2 separate regions of the Homo sapiens genome follow, and region 2 is linked to region 1. The links are chromatin contacts, found by Hi-C or POLR2A ChIA-PET in ENCODE. All regions are on one chromosome and are shown on one strand. Each heading gives the region's core, a stretch centred on a gene start or an enhancer-like site at or near the end of the contact. The rest is flanking DNA. Distances are from core to core; before and after follow the strand shown.

Region 1 (7,173 bases), core at 4,452-6,951:
GTGGGCCTTGCTGCCCTCTGCCCTGGGAGCTGAATAAGGGAGGGGCCTTCACTGTCCAGGATGTCAGCTTCCACTCGGTACCCCCAGCCTCATCAGAGCCTTACCCAAAGGAACTGAAATTTGGGACTCGGACAGATACTTGCACGCCCACGTTCATAGCGGCCAAGAGACGGCAGCAACTCAGGTGTCTGTTGGCAGAGGCGTGGATAAACCAAATGTGGTCCACCCATACAACAGAATATTATTCAGCCTTAAAAAGGAAGGAAATTCGGATCTAGGCTACAGCCACGGATGAATGTTGGCAAGATCATGCTGAGTGAAACAACCCAGCTACCAAAGGATGCGTCCTGCTTGAGTCTCCGACACGAGGTCCTGAGAGCCGTCACGTTCATACAGATGGAAGGTAGAACGGTGGGCGCCAGGGTGGGCAGAGGGCGGGGAGTCGGGGGGAGTGAGTGATGGGGAAACAGTTTCAGTTTGGGAAGATGAGGACGTTGCGGAGATGATGTTGGTGACAGTTGCACGGCACTGAGTGTGTTCAATGCCACGAAATTGTACGCTTAGGAAGGGCTAAATAGTAAACTTTATGCTACATATATTTTACAAAAATTAAAAATATAAAAAAAAAAGAATTGGGGCAGGGAGAGAGCAGAGGCAAGGGAACGGAGGCGGCAAGTACATGGCAGAAGGCCGGATTGGCGTGGCGCCCGACACAGAAGGCTCAGGGGTATTATTGCCCAAAACCACTGAACTGTGTGATTTAGAAAGGTGAATTTTGTGGTATGTATGTTACATATCAATAAAGGCTTTTTTTTAAAGATCACGCCGGGCGTGGTGGCTCATGCCTGTAATCCTAGCACTTTGGGAGGCCGAGGCAGGCGGACTGCCTGAGTTCAGGAGTTCGAGACCAGCCTGGGCAACACGGTGAAACCCCGTCTCTAATAAAATACAAAAAATTAGCCGGGCGTGGCGGCGTGTGCCTGTAGTCCCAGCTACTCGGGAGGCTGAGGCAGGAGAATTGCTTGAACCCGGGAGGCGGAGGTTGCACTGAGCTGAGATCGTGCCACTGCACTCCAGCCTGGGTGACAGAGTGAGACACCATCTCAAAAAAATATAAATAAATAAAATAAAAATTAAAAAAAAGATCATTTGTGTTTAGATATGGTAGCAATAAACTGAAAGTGAAATGAAGAAAACAATCCTTAGCCCTTTACAATAGCATAAAAAAGATTAAAATACTTAGAATAAATTTAACAAAAGAAGTACAAGAATCATACACTGAAAACAACAAAACATTGTTGAAAAATATTAGAAGACCTACATAAATGGGAAGACATCTCGTGTTCACAGGTCGGAAGACAATATTGTTGAGACGGCATGACTCCCCAAATCGATCTACAGATTCAATGCAATCCATACGAAAGTGCCAACTGCCTTTTTTTCTTGCAAAAATGGACAATATGATCCTAAAATTAATGTGGGAGTGACTCGAGGGACCCAGAATAGCCAAAAGAAAAAAAACAAGTTGGAGGACTCACACTTGTGATTTGCAATGTGGCATGAAAGAGCAGGAATCAAGACTGTGCAGCAGCAGCATAGGACCGACATACAGACCAATGAGACCGAGAGTCCGCAAAGAAACCCATATGCTTATGGGCAGTGGATTCTCAGCAAGGGTGCCAAGACCAACCAGGAAAGAATAGTCTTTTCAACAAATGCTGCCGGAAAACCGGAGACACACATGCAAAAGGATGAAGCTGAACTCTGACCTTATACCACATACAAAAATTCACTCGAAATGAATCATATATCTAGATGTCAGAGCTACAACTCAAAGATTCTCTCTTTTTTTTTTTTTTTTTTTGAGATGGTGTCTCACATGGCTTACCGCAGCTTTGACTTCCCTGGGCTCAAGTGAGCCTCCCATCTCAGCCTCCTGAGTAGCTGGGACCACAGGCGTGCACCACACTGCCCGGCTAATTTTTGCATTTTTAGCGGAGATGGGGTTTCACCACGTTGCCCAGGCTGGTCTTGAACTCCTGGACTCAAGTGATCCACCCACCTCAGCCTCCCAAAGTGCTGGGATTACAGGCGTGAGCCACGGCGCCCAGGCTTAAAATTCTTAAAAGAAAACATTGGAGTAAATCTTTGTGGCGTTAGGCTAGGCCACAGTTTCCTAGACATGACACCTAAAGCATGGGCAACAAAAGAGAAAACAGATAACTGGACTTCATCAAACTGAAGACTTTCTGCTTCATAGGACACCACCAAGAAAGTGAAGAGAAAACCCACAGAATAATTTTTGCAAATCATGTGTCTGATAAGGACATAGTATCTGCAATATAGAAAGAATTTTTACAATCCAACAACAAAAAGACCAAAAAAAAAAACACTACTGAACAAATGGAAAACGGATTTGAATAGACATTTTTCCAAAGAAGATATACAAATGGCTAATAAACACATGAACAGATGCCCAACATCACTGTCAGTCAGGAAATGCCAAAAAAATTACAATTAAATACCATTTTATCTATTAGGACGATTAGAATGTTCCCCCCCCCCTCAAAAAAAAAAAACCCAGAAAATATGAAGTTGTGGTGAGGAAGGTGAGGATGTGAAGGAACTGGAATCCTCCTCTCTTCCTTATGGAAAAATAAAATGGCACAGACACTTTGGAAAACAGTTGAATGGATAGACAAAATGTCTATCTATATAATGGAATAAGTTTTCAGCCACAGAAAGGAACGCAGCACTTATACATGCTACTGTGTGGATGAACACTGAACACATCATATTGTCATCCCAGCCCTGTGGGAGGCCGAGGCGAGAGGATCACTTGACATCAGGAGCTCGAGACCAGCCTGGCCAACTTGGTGAAACCCCGTCTCTACTGAAAATACAAAAATTAGCTGGGTGTGGTGGCGCATGCCTGTAATCCCAGCTACCCGGGAAGCTGAGCAGGAGAATTGCTTGAACCCAGGAGGCAGAGGTTGCAGTGAGCCAAGATCGTGCCATTGCACTCTAGCCTGAAGACAGAGCGAGACTCCGTCTAAAAAAACAAAAACAAAAACACACCCATCGTGCTGAGTGAAAGAAGCCAGTCACAAAAGATCACAAACTGGCCGGGTGCAGTGGCTCACACCTGTAATCCCAGCACTTTGGGAGGCCAAGGTGGGCGGATCACGAGGTCAGGAGATCGAGACCATCCTGGCTAACACGATGAAACCCTGTCTCTACTAAAAATACAAAAAAAATTAGCCAGGCATGGTGGCGGGCGCCTGTAGTCCCAGCTACTCAGGAGGCTGAGGCAGAAGAATGGCGTGAACCCGGGAGGCGGAGCTTGCAGTGAGCCGAGATCATGCCACTGCACTCCAGCCTGACAACAGAGTGAGACTCCTTCAAAAAAAAAAAAAAAAATCACATACTGTATGATTGATTCCATTCACATGAAATGTCTAGAACAGGCGAAACCCATAGGGGCAGAAAGCAGAACCGTGGTCGCAACAGCTGAAGGGGGAGGGGAACATGGTGACTGCTGATGGGGAGGGTTTTTCTTTATGGGGTGATGAAAATGTTTTGAATTAGACAGTGATATTGGCTGTACAGCCTCATGGATGTACCACAAATTACTGAGCTGTACATCTCACAAACAACAGAAGAGAATGTTTTTCTTGTAATCGCCCAGCAAACTCATATGCAAGAAATAGCTTATAAGCTAAATGTCCATCAACAGTGGGTTGACTCAATACATTAGGTCATATCCCTATGGTGAAACAATCTCCAGAAGGATGGTCCACTGGAAATGTTAAAATATGAAATGAAAAATGTAGCATTTAAAAAATTAGAGGCGAGGTGTAGTGGCTCATGCCTGTGATCCCAACAATTATTGGGAGGCTGAGGCGGGAGGATCACTTGAGGCCAGGAGTTCAAGACCAGTCTGGGCAACATGACAAGACCTCTGTCTCTACAAAAAATCCAAAATTAGCCAGGCATGATGGTGTGCACCTGTAGTACCAGCTACTCTGGAAGCTGAGGTGGGAGGATCGCTTGAGCCCAGGAGTTCAAGGGTACAGTGAGCTGTGATCACACCACTGCACTCCACTCCAGCCTGGGCAACGAGCAAGACCCTGTCTCTTAAAATAAATAAAATAATAAAAATAAAAATTAGAGATGTCATATGTACATAAATGACACACTGGGGAAGATACTCAAGGTAAGGCATTAATCTTACACTTACTTGAGTAGTAAGATTACAGGTAAATTATCATTTTCTAAAGTCTCATCGCGGATCAAGTATTGCTTTTGTGATCAGAAGAGATGCCATTTCAAGAAGAAAGGAAAGTGCCTGCTGGCAGCAGATGGCACCCTCGGGCCCTGCCTGTGGCGAGGAACTTGTTTCCCTGTGAAAGGAGAAGCCCATGGGAAGTATTCAGCCCCGCAGCTCCAGCCCCTTGGACCAACACCCTGAAGCTGGGAAGGCTATCTGGACAAGCATCCTGCTACTGAAGCACCCCTGGAGATGAGAAATCAGGGGAAGGGCCCTGACGTTCAACAGAGAGTTGAGTGTGGCATAAGAACAATGGCTTCTACCAGCAGGTTGAGACCGAGGCCAGGCCAAGGCTGGCCGATTGCCCACGGGTAGGTCAGATCGCTGATGGCCATCTCAACCCCAGACACCCTTCACTTGCCACAGGAAAGGCCCTCTCCTGCCTCCCTGCCCTGGTTGGCTGGAAGCTCTGGTGGCGTGGGAGGGGGAATGGGTGGACAGAGAGAGCCAAGGGGCCCCATACAGAGATGTCACAGGTAGAAAAACCAATGAGGTACTGCCCAAGGGAACCGGCTGGGCTTGGAAGGGCCAAAGGGAACAAGAGAGCAGAGTGGGGAGGTAGAACCCAGGATTTCACCGAGAGCATGAGCCTGGGTCCTTCTGGGTCAGCCATTCCTGGGGCCATGTGGATGGGTGTCTTCCTTTGCTTCCTGCTGCTATAACAGAGTACCACAGTCTAGGTAATTTATAATGAACAGACATGTTTCTGGCTCACAGTCTGGAGGCTGGGAAGCCCAAGGTGGAGGGGCCCCATCTGACTAGGGCCTTCTTGCTATGTCACCACATGGAGGAAGGCATCGCATGGGCAAGAGAGAGGGGAAGGGGGCCATGCTCACCCTTTATAAGGACCCCACTGCAGCAATAACAAACCCACTCTTGCAATAACATCAATCCGCTCAGGAGGGCAAAGCCTTCATGACCTCATCACCTCTTTAAGGTCCCCCCTCTCAACGCTGTTGCAGTGGGGATTAAGTTACCAACACATGAACTTTGGGGCACACATTCAAACCACAGCAGGGGGCACTGTTTGGATGCCAGTGGCCCAGGAACACTGCCTTTGGAAGGGTGTTTATCCCCTGTGGCCAGTTGCTGAACAGACAGGGTAGGGCCATGAGGAGGACCTCAGGGGTAGATCAGACACTATGTGTCCCCCAAAAGCCAAGTCTAGTGGGGGAGCCACACACATTAACAATACAGAGCCGAGAAGTGAGCTGGTGCCCAGCGGGTCCATCCCTGTGGTGAGGAAGGGAACAGTACGGGTGAGATACAGCCACAGCTCAAGTCACAGAAAGACAGGGAGCCATGAGAAGCAGAGGCTAGAAGAGTGAAGGGCACCTGCCCTGCCAACAGCTTCCTGTGTCTCACCACAGAGTCTGAACCCTTGTCACTGATGTTCTCAAGTCAGTGGATCAACGTCACTTCAGCATGTTCACCCGGATGTCTAAAAGTCCAGCCACCTTCTGCAGCTGCCAGACACTCCCGCACCGGCTGCCTGAATGTTGCTTCCTGCCACTCTCTTACAGAAGGCAGCAAAAACTCCCTGCAACAGCCCCACTTCGGTTTGAACTACTATGAAATGTCATTCTCTGGTAAAGAAAGGCAGTGCAATTCTAAACAGTCACATCAATACCAAAGGCTGCCCAGCCTGTGTCTTCAGCTGTGTCACAGTTAGGCCACAGGACAGTGGCCAGGTTTCCAAAGTGCTCCTCTTGAACAGCACACAGGGGGGATAAATGGCTGATGTCATCATTGGGGTGGGAAAAGTGGTGAGGGGAGCCTCTGAGATGTTGGGAACATGGAACACGTCTGAATTCAGCAATTGGATAGAGCAGAAGAGGGAAGTTTACTGAACTTATAATTTTAATTCCAATTACTATGGAAAAGAAAGACCATAGCAAAGCCCAAATGAATCTGATGCAGCAAATTTAGCAAGTGAGTATGCAAACAGAAAGACAGGACTTTGCCACCTTGAACCTCTAGGAGTCTGTGAAAGAAGAGAATGCCAACTTTGGAAAGACTAACAGCATCACAGTATGTTTCTCATTATGACATCAGATACATTAATTTTTGAACTCTTGAAACCATTTGCAAAGGCTAATGAAGAGAAAAACAGCCTGTAGTCCCAGCTACGGGGAGGCTGAGGCAGGAGGATCCCCTGAGCCCAGGAATTCAAGGCTAGCCTGCGTAACATAGCAAGACTCTATCTCTAAAGAAAAATAAATAAAAAACAAAAACAAAGAACATCAAGAGTGACTGGTAGGCTCCAGAGGCAAGGTTTAATTGTGCTTGGATGTGGGAAAATTAGCAGCTCGGGCATTTGTACAACCACATACCAATTCTAATGAGCCACCTTGGGCCCTGACGCAAATGGTGGGCTGGCTGCTTCTTGTAAAAGTCATCCATCCATCCACCCACCCACCCACTCATCCATTTACCCATCCATATATTTACCTATCCATCCATCCACCCATCCATTCATCTACCCATCCACCAATCCATGCATCCATCCATCCATCCACCCAACTAATCATCCATCCATCTATCCACCCATGTACCCACCTGTCCACCCACCAATCCGTCTACCCATCATCCAATCTTCCACTCATCCACCCACCCATCTACCCACCCACCCATCCATTTATCCATCCATCCATCCATCCATCCATCCAATCATCCATCCACCCATCCACTCATGCACCCACCCATCCACCCACCCATCCATCCACCCATCCACTCATCCATCCACCCATCCACCCACCCATCCATCCACCCATCCACTCATTCATTTGCCATCCATCCATCCACCCACCCATCCATCTAATCATCAGTCCATCCATCCATCC
Region 2 (7,105 bases), core at 4,438-6,937, 250 kb after region 1:
ATCCCAGCTACTCAGAAGGCTGAGGCAAGAGAATCCCTTGAACCCAGGTGGCAGAGGTTGCAGTGAGCTGAGATTGTGCCATTGCACTCCAGCTGGGTGACAGAGTGAGACTCTTTCTCAGAAAAAAAAAAAAAAGGTAAGCATATCTCTTCCATATGACCACTCTTAGGTGTTTACTTAAGAGAAATGAAAACGTGTTTATATGATGACTTGTACATGAATGTTCTGGTGTTTTTGTTTGTTTGTTTTTCGGTTTTTTTAATTTATGAATGTTGATAGTAACTGTAATAACCAAAAACTGGAAACAACCAAAATATTCATCAACAGATAAATGTATAAACAAACTATGAGACATCCATGCAGTGGAATACCACTGAGCAATGAAAAGGAATTTTTTTTTTTTGAGATGGAGTCTCACTCTGTCGCCCAGGCTGGAGTGCCGTGGTGCGCTCTCGGCTCTCTGCAACCTCCGCGTCCTGGGTTCAAGCGATTCTCCTGCCTCAGCCTCCCAAGTAGCTGAGACTACAGGCGCCTGCCACCACACCTGGCTAAATTTTTGTATTTTTAGTAGAGACGGGGTTTCACCATGTTGGCCAGGATGGTCTTGATCTCCTGACCTCATGATCCGCCCACCTCAGCCTCCCAAAGTGTTGGGATTACAGGCGTGAGCCACTGTGCCTGGCCAAAGAATGCATTATTTTAAAAACGTTTTTGTTATATAAATTCTTTTTATTTTGCCCTTATTATGTTTCATTGACATATAATTGTACATATTTATGAAGTACAGTGTGATAATTTGATACATGTATAGAATGTGTAATGATCAGAGTAGCATATCCATCACCACAAACATTTATTATTTCCTTGTGTTGCGAACATTCATAATCTACTCTTCTGCCTATTTGAAAATATACAGTAAATTTTTGTTAATTACAGTCACCCTATAGTGCCAGCCATAGAACACTAAACTCATTTCTTTTACAAAGCTGTACTGTTTTTTTTTTTTTTTTTTTTGAGACAGAGTCTTGCTCTCTTGGGCAGGCTATAGTGGCACAATCTCAGCTCACTGCAACCTTCATATCCCAGGCTCAAGTGGTTCTCCTGCCTCAGCCTCCCAAGTAGCTGGGAGTACAGGCGTGTGCCACCATGTCCAGGTAATTTTCGTATTTTTAGTAGAGACGGGGTTTCACCATGTTGGCCAGGCTGGTCTCAAACTCCTGACCTCAGGTGATCCGCCCGCCTCGGTCTCCCTAAGTGCTGGATTACAGGAGTGAGCCAAGGCGCCCAGCCTCAAGCTGTACTTTTGTATCCATTAACCAACCTTTGGCTATCTCCCTCTCCCCACTACTCTTCCCTACCTCTAGAAACCACTATTCTAAGCTGGGCACAGTGGCTCACGCCTGTAATCCCAGCACTTTGGGAAGCCTAGGCAGGCGGATCACAAGGTCAGTAGTTCGAGATCAGCCTGGCCAACATGGTGAAACCCTGTCTGTACTAAAAACTTAGCCGGACATGGTGGTGCACCTGTAATCCCGGCTATTTGGGAGGCAGAGGTGGGAGAATTGCTTGGACCTGGGAGGCAGAGGCTGCAGTGAGCCGAGATCATGCCCTGCACTCTATCCTGGGCAACAGAGTGAGACCCTGACTCAAAAAAAACAAAAACAAAAACAAAAACAAAAATTACCCAGGTGTAGGCCAGGCGCGGTGGCCCACGCCTGTAATCCCAGCACTTTGGGAGGTCGAGGCAGGCGGGTCACGAGGTCAGGAGATCGAGACCATCCTGGCTAACATGGTGAAACCCCGTCTCTACTAAAAATACAAAAAATGAGCCGGGCATGGTGGCGGGCGCCTGTAGTCCCAGATACTCAGGAGGCTGAGGCAGGAGAATGGCGTGAACCTGGTAGGCGGAGCTTGCAGTGAGCCGAGATCGCGCCACTGCACTCCAGCCTGAGCGACAGAGCGAGACTCCATCTCAAAAAAAAAAAAAAAAAAAATTACCCAGGTGTGGTGGCGCGTGCCTGTAGTCCCAGCTAGTTGAGAGGCTGAGGCGAAGAATCACTTGAACCCAGGAGGCGGGGAGGTTGCAGTGAGCCAAGATCAGGCCATTGCACTCCTGCCTGGGCAACAAAAGCAAAACTCTGTCTCAAAATACATAAATAAATAAACAAAAAATAAAGAAATCACTGTTCTACTCTCTTACTTCTATGAGATCAACTTTTTCTTTTTTTTGCTTGCTTGCTTTTTTGAGACAGTTTTGCTCTTGTCATCCAGATTGGAGTGCAGTGGGATGATCTCAGCTCACTGCAACCTCCGCCTCCCGGGCTCAAGTGATTCTCCTGTTTCAGCCTCCTGAGTAGCTGGGATTATAAGTGCCCGCCACCGTGCCTGGCTAATTTTTGTAGCTTTAGTAGAGACGGGGTTTCACCACGTTGGCCAGGCTTGTCTTGAACTCCTGACCTCAAGTGATCCACCTGCCTCACCCTCCCAAAGTGCTGGGATTACAGGTGTGAGCCACCGCACCCAGCCAAGATAAACTTTTTTAGCTTGCACACATGAGTGATAAAGTGGTACTTATCTGGCCAGGCCCAGTGGCTCACGCCTGTAATCCCAGCACTTTGGGAGGCCAAGGCGGGTGGATCAAGAGGTCAGGAGTTCGAGACCAGCCTGATCAACATAGTGAAAGCCCCATCTCTAATAAAAATACAAAAAAAATTAGCCGGGCATGGTGGCGGCTGCCTATAGTCCCAGCTACTCGAGAAGCTGAGGCAGGAGAATGGCGTGAACCCGGGAGGCGGAGGTTGCAGTGAGCCACGTCGCGCCACTTCACTGCAGCCTGAGTGACAGAGCAAGACTCTGTCTCAAAAATAAATAAATAAAATAAAAATAAAAAAAATAAAGTGGTACTTATCTTTCTGTGCCTGGCTTTTTCACATCACATAATGTCCTGCAAGCTCATCTATGTTGCAGCAAATGACAGAAATCTGGGGGTTTTAATGGCTAAATAGCATTCCAAAAAATTGTGCTCCCTTGTGTATATAGCATTTTATCAGTTCATCTGTTTTTTTTTTTTTTTTTTTGAGGCAGAGTCTCACTCGATCTTGGCTCACTGCAACCACCACCTTCCAGGTTCAAGCAATTTTCCCGCCTCTGCCTCCCAAGTAGCTGGGATTATAGGTGCTTGCCACCACGCCCGGCTAATTTTTGTATTTTTAGTAGAGATGGGGTTTCTCCATGTTGGCCAGGCTGGTCCCAAACTCCTGACCTCAGGTGATTCGCCCACCTCGGCCTCCCAAAGTGCTAGGATTACAGGCATGAGCCACCAGGCCCGGCCTGTCATTATTTTTATTCTTTTCTTTCTTTCGTTTTGTTTTGAGTTTTTGAGACGGAGTCTCGCTCTGTGGCCCAGGCTGGAGTGCAGTGGCTTGATCTGGGCTCACCGAAAGCTCCGCCTCCCAGGTTCACGCCATTCTCCTGCCTCAGCCTCCTGAGTAGCTGGGACTACAGGCATCCGCCACCAGGCCCGGCTAATTTTTTGTATTTTCAGTAGAGACGGGGTTTCACCGTGTTAGCCAGGATGGTCTCAATCTCCTGACCTCATGACCCGCCCCACCTCGGCCTCCCAAAGTGCTGGGATTACAGGCGAGAGCCACACTGTGCCCGGCCTCTTTTTTTTTTGACGGAGTTTTGCTCGTTGCCCAAGCTGGAGTGCAATGGCACTATTTCGGCTCACTGCAACCCTTGCCTCCCGGGTTCAAGCGATTCTCCTGCCTCAGCCTCCCGAGTAGCTGGGATTACAAGTGTGTGCCACCATGCCCAGCTAATTTTTGTATTTGTAGTAGAGACGGGGTTTCGCTTTGCTGGCCAGGCTGTCTTGAACTCCCGGCCTCAGGTGATCCGCCCACCTCGGCCTCCCAAACTGCTGGGATTACAGGCATGAGCCAAGGCACCCAGGCCTAATGGTCATTATTGTCATTCATTGATTCAGCAAATAGTAGAGTGCTGGGTGCTCAGCCTCTTGCTTTGCAGTAGCTTGGGTGTCAGAGGTGTGTGAGGCAGGCATTCTCAGGTTCTCTCCTGCCCAATAAAACCTTTTGTCTTTGGGGATACTGGTGACATCATGAATCCCAATCCTGTGCAATGTGCTATGACAAAGGAAAGGACAGGGGTTGAGGCAAGGGGCAGGGACAGCCTATGACACTGAAAAAGAGGCCAGAAACGCATTCCTACCCGCTCTCTCAAAATCCATGTTCAGTGGCAGGATCATCCAAGACCCTGATGGGGCGGGGGGCCTTTTTTCGTCTAGGATGGTATCTGAATGGCTTTAAGGGTAGCTTTCTTCTGATCACATGAGATTTCTGCTTGTGTCATGAAGAATGGGTCAGAGGATCAGGAGGCTGTGGCTGCAGCTGGGGCGGGTTGCGGGGACCCAGGACGAACAGTAGAGCTCGGTTAACGCTGCAAGGGGAGCCTGGCAGGCCGTACATCCCAATGCCAAGCCCGCCGCCTCTCGGCCTGACACCACCGGTGGAACCAAAAAGGGGAAATCATGTCCTTTGTGCCTCTGTGTCTGTGGTAAGCGGGGCCCTCCAGGGGGCGGAGCCGCCGGCAGGGTCCCCCCGTGGCCCGGGTCTCAGGGCAGAGCTCTGCCTGGGGCTCGCAGATGTCTGCAAGGCCGCGGAGGGAGGAGGGTCCAGACGCAAGCCCTTATTTCTGATCTGGACGTCTGCGAGGGTCTGACCCGGCTAGTCGTCCCCGAGGTGCGTGAGTGCGAGGGTGTGGGACACGGCCGGATCGTCCTAGGGCCCCGTGGATTAGCAAGGCACCGGGACCACTGGAGAGGGCTTAACGGGATAGCAGGGAGAGGGCGGGCTCGGGAAGAGCACCCTTTAGGCGAGGGGTTCTCGGGGAACCGACCGGCGTGTCCCAGCCCCAGGCCCGGTCCAAGATTCGCCGGCTCCGCCGCTGCCTCCGCACCCAGGCGGACCCCACCGCACCGCGCCCGGCTTTCCAGCGCTGCCCGAACCCCCGCCCAGCCCACGAGGCAGGGATTCTGTGGTCCTCACTGAGTCATCTGGACCAGAACTAGACTAGCCCAAGGTCACCGGGCGTTCCTGGCGAGGCCAGGGCCGCGCCGCGCCGCCCCTGGTGCATCCCGGGAGCCGCGCCGGTCTGCGGCACCTGGGCGGCGGACAGGGGCGCGGGCGAGGCGGGCGGGGCGGGCGGGCAGCGGACACCGGTCAGAGAGGCGGAACTCCCTGCCGCCAGCCGTGTAGTTTGCCTCGCGGGCGGCGGCGCGGCCTCCTGCCGGCCTAGCCCTACGCCCGACCACAACGCCCAGAAGGCCGCGCGGCGCGGGCGGGACCTGCGGCGACGAGCGAGGCGGTGACATCACCGCCGCATCCAGCTCCCTGGCCCCAGCTCCTCCCAGCGCCCGGGCCCTCGGCCTCGCAAGGCCTGACGGGAATCGTGGTCCACCCCCGGGTACCCCCAGCTGCTGCACGGGCAGCACGGACTTCAGTTCCCGGCGTGTCCTGCGCGCCGAGGCACGTTAACGGCAGGAGGGGGTGGGCAAGCAAAGGGAAAAGCAGAGCCGGGGGGCGGAGTAAGGCGGGGTGGGGGTGGGGGGTGGGGGCCCACACCCCTCCCCCTCCCCGCTGCTCCTTCCCCCTCCCCCGACGTAAACTGGGATCCCTTTCCCCTTGTGTCCGCCATATTGGACTCTAACTCTGGTCAGCCGCGGCGCCGGGACTGTGGACTCGCGGTTCCTCCCGCCCAGCGGCCTGCCCCGCAGCTCCCGCCCGCCCCAGCCCTCCCCGACCCGGACGCGACCCCGCGCAGCGCCCCCCGGCTGGCCGGAGCGCCCGCCGCCGCGGCCGCCTCAGCCTCCCCGCCTTCCCCGCCCTCCGCCGCCGCCCGCGGCCCCCGCGCCCGCTCTGCGCCCCTCTCCCCGCCCGCCATGAGCCCAGCCGACGCCAAGCGCGGGGCCAAGCGCCGGAAGAACAAGCGGGGCGGCGGCGGCGGCTCGGGCGGGGGTAACGGCGGCGCGAGCAGCGGCAAGGCCGGCCCGGCGGCGGCGCTGCGCGGTTCCCAGGCCGCGGGCCTGGCGGCCCCGGGCAGCGCGGCAGGCCTGGTGGGCGGCGCGGCGGCGGCCAACGGGCCTCTCGGCGCGGGCGCGAGCGCGGGCGGCGCCGCCCCCGGAGGCTACTTCGAGGTAAGCGGCGGCAGCGGGCAGGGGTCGATGGCGGTACGCGGTTGCCGTTCCCTCGCGCCTTGGCGGAGCTCGGCCTCCCGCTGTCGGCCCCGGGCCTGGGAGCGGGATGCTGCGGGCGGGCGGATAACGGGTCCTGCGGCGCTGCGCTTGCCGAGGTCCCGGGGCAGGGCGGCAGGTGGGCCGTGCTCGGCGTGACGCGGCCTCTGTCAGCCTCTTGAGAGGAGAACCTGAGCAGAGGCGGCGGGAGGGCTACACCGGGGCCGCCGCTCACGGCGACGGGCTGGTCCGCAGGCTGGAGCAGCCCCTCAACGGGCGGGGACGTCTCCGGGGTGCAGCTCCGCGCACGGCGCTTCGCCTTCCGCTGGACCCGGCGGGTGATACCCGCGAGGCCCGGGCTTCTGTCGTGGCGCCTCGCCCGCTGCGGCGGTTCCAGAGCGACTGCGATTCCGGGAGTGAGCAAAGCTGCCCTTTCGCTCCCAGGGCTTTGAAATGTTTCTCTGGCCACCTTCGTTATTCCGTGCGCGTGATGATTGAGAAGGGCCTCCCGGAAGTTTTCCTTTGGTCCTCCTATGTGGTTATTTGAAATCTACCTGACAGCCACCTGGAGCTGGCAGCCCTGGCCCCTCCTCCCCCGCTTTGTTAAGTTTTCAGGGGTATTTAGTGGTTTGGTTACTCAGGTATGTATTTAGGGTTCGAACTTAAGGAATTTGAAAGGTGATTTTTTTCAGTTTTGTTTATGAAGACAGCTAGCACACATTGCACCTACCAATTATGGATTCCTGCCACTTTTATTCAACCGTTGGTCACAACATTTCAGAGGGTACACTATTTATAAGTGGGTATGCAATTGGCGCAGTCATTTCCAGTTATCCCATTGTCTGCTGAAAGAGAATA

Evidence for each region. A loop is a pair of places that touch in the nucleus more often than their neighbours do. ChIA-PET counts read pairs that join two places held with the same protein, here RNA polymerase II (POLR2A). Pooled maps may share reads with other maps.
Region 2: a loop to region 1 is called in a map of CD4-positive, alpha-beta T cell, with 6 times the contacts of the local background. The contact joins the promoter of FAM193A here to the enhancer-like site in region 1. A Hi-C loop is called at or near these places in 2 of 168 maps with a recorded cell type or tissue (CD4-positive, alpha-beta T cell and naive thymus-derived CD4-positive, alpha-beta T cell) and 8 of 50 pooled maps. POLR2A ChIA-PET finds 5 or more read pairs at or near these places in 2 of 52 experiments (CD4-positive, alpha-beta memory T cell and naive thymus-derived CD4-positive, alpha-beta T cell).

What each region holds. Positions count from the first base shown.
Region 1 is chr4:2,276,375-2,283,547 of GRCh38, forward strand. The region is part of intron 8 of ZFYVE28 (zinc finger FYVE-type containing 28); the gene reads right to left. Among named protein-coding and RNA genes, the nearest start is that of MXD4, 18 kb to the left of the region's middle. RefSeq lists enhancers at 4,182-4,683, 4,684-5,183, 5,952-6,011. Within about 2 kb of position 5,702, at least 6 of the 41 ENCODE cell types and tissues checked have a DNase peak (open chromatin) inside an H3K27ac peak, as active enhancers do; they include CD4-positive, alpha-beta T cell, where a contact is called at or near this core.
Region 2 is chr4:2,530,960-2,538,064 of GRCh38, forward strand. It overlaps FAM193A (family with sequence similarity 193 member A), which reads left to right and starts at 5,688. Exons shown (of 21, transcript NM_001366318.2): 1 at 5,688-6,211. The coding sequence starts at 5,957. RefSeq lists silencers at 4,572-4,731, 4,952-5,601, 5,612-5,661, 5,922-6,021, 6,102-6,391 and 3 more.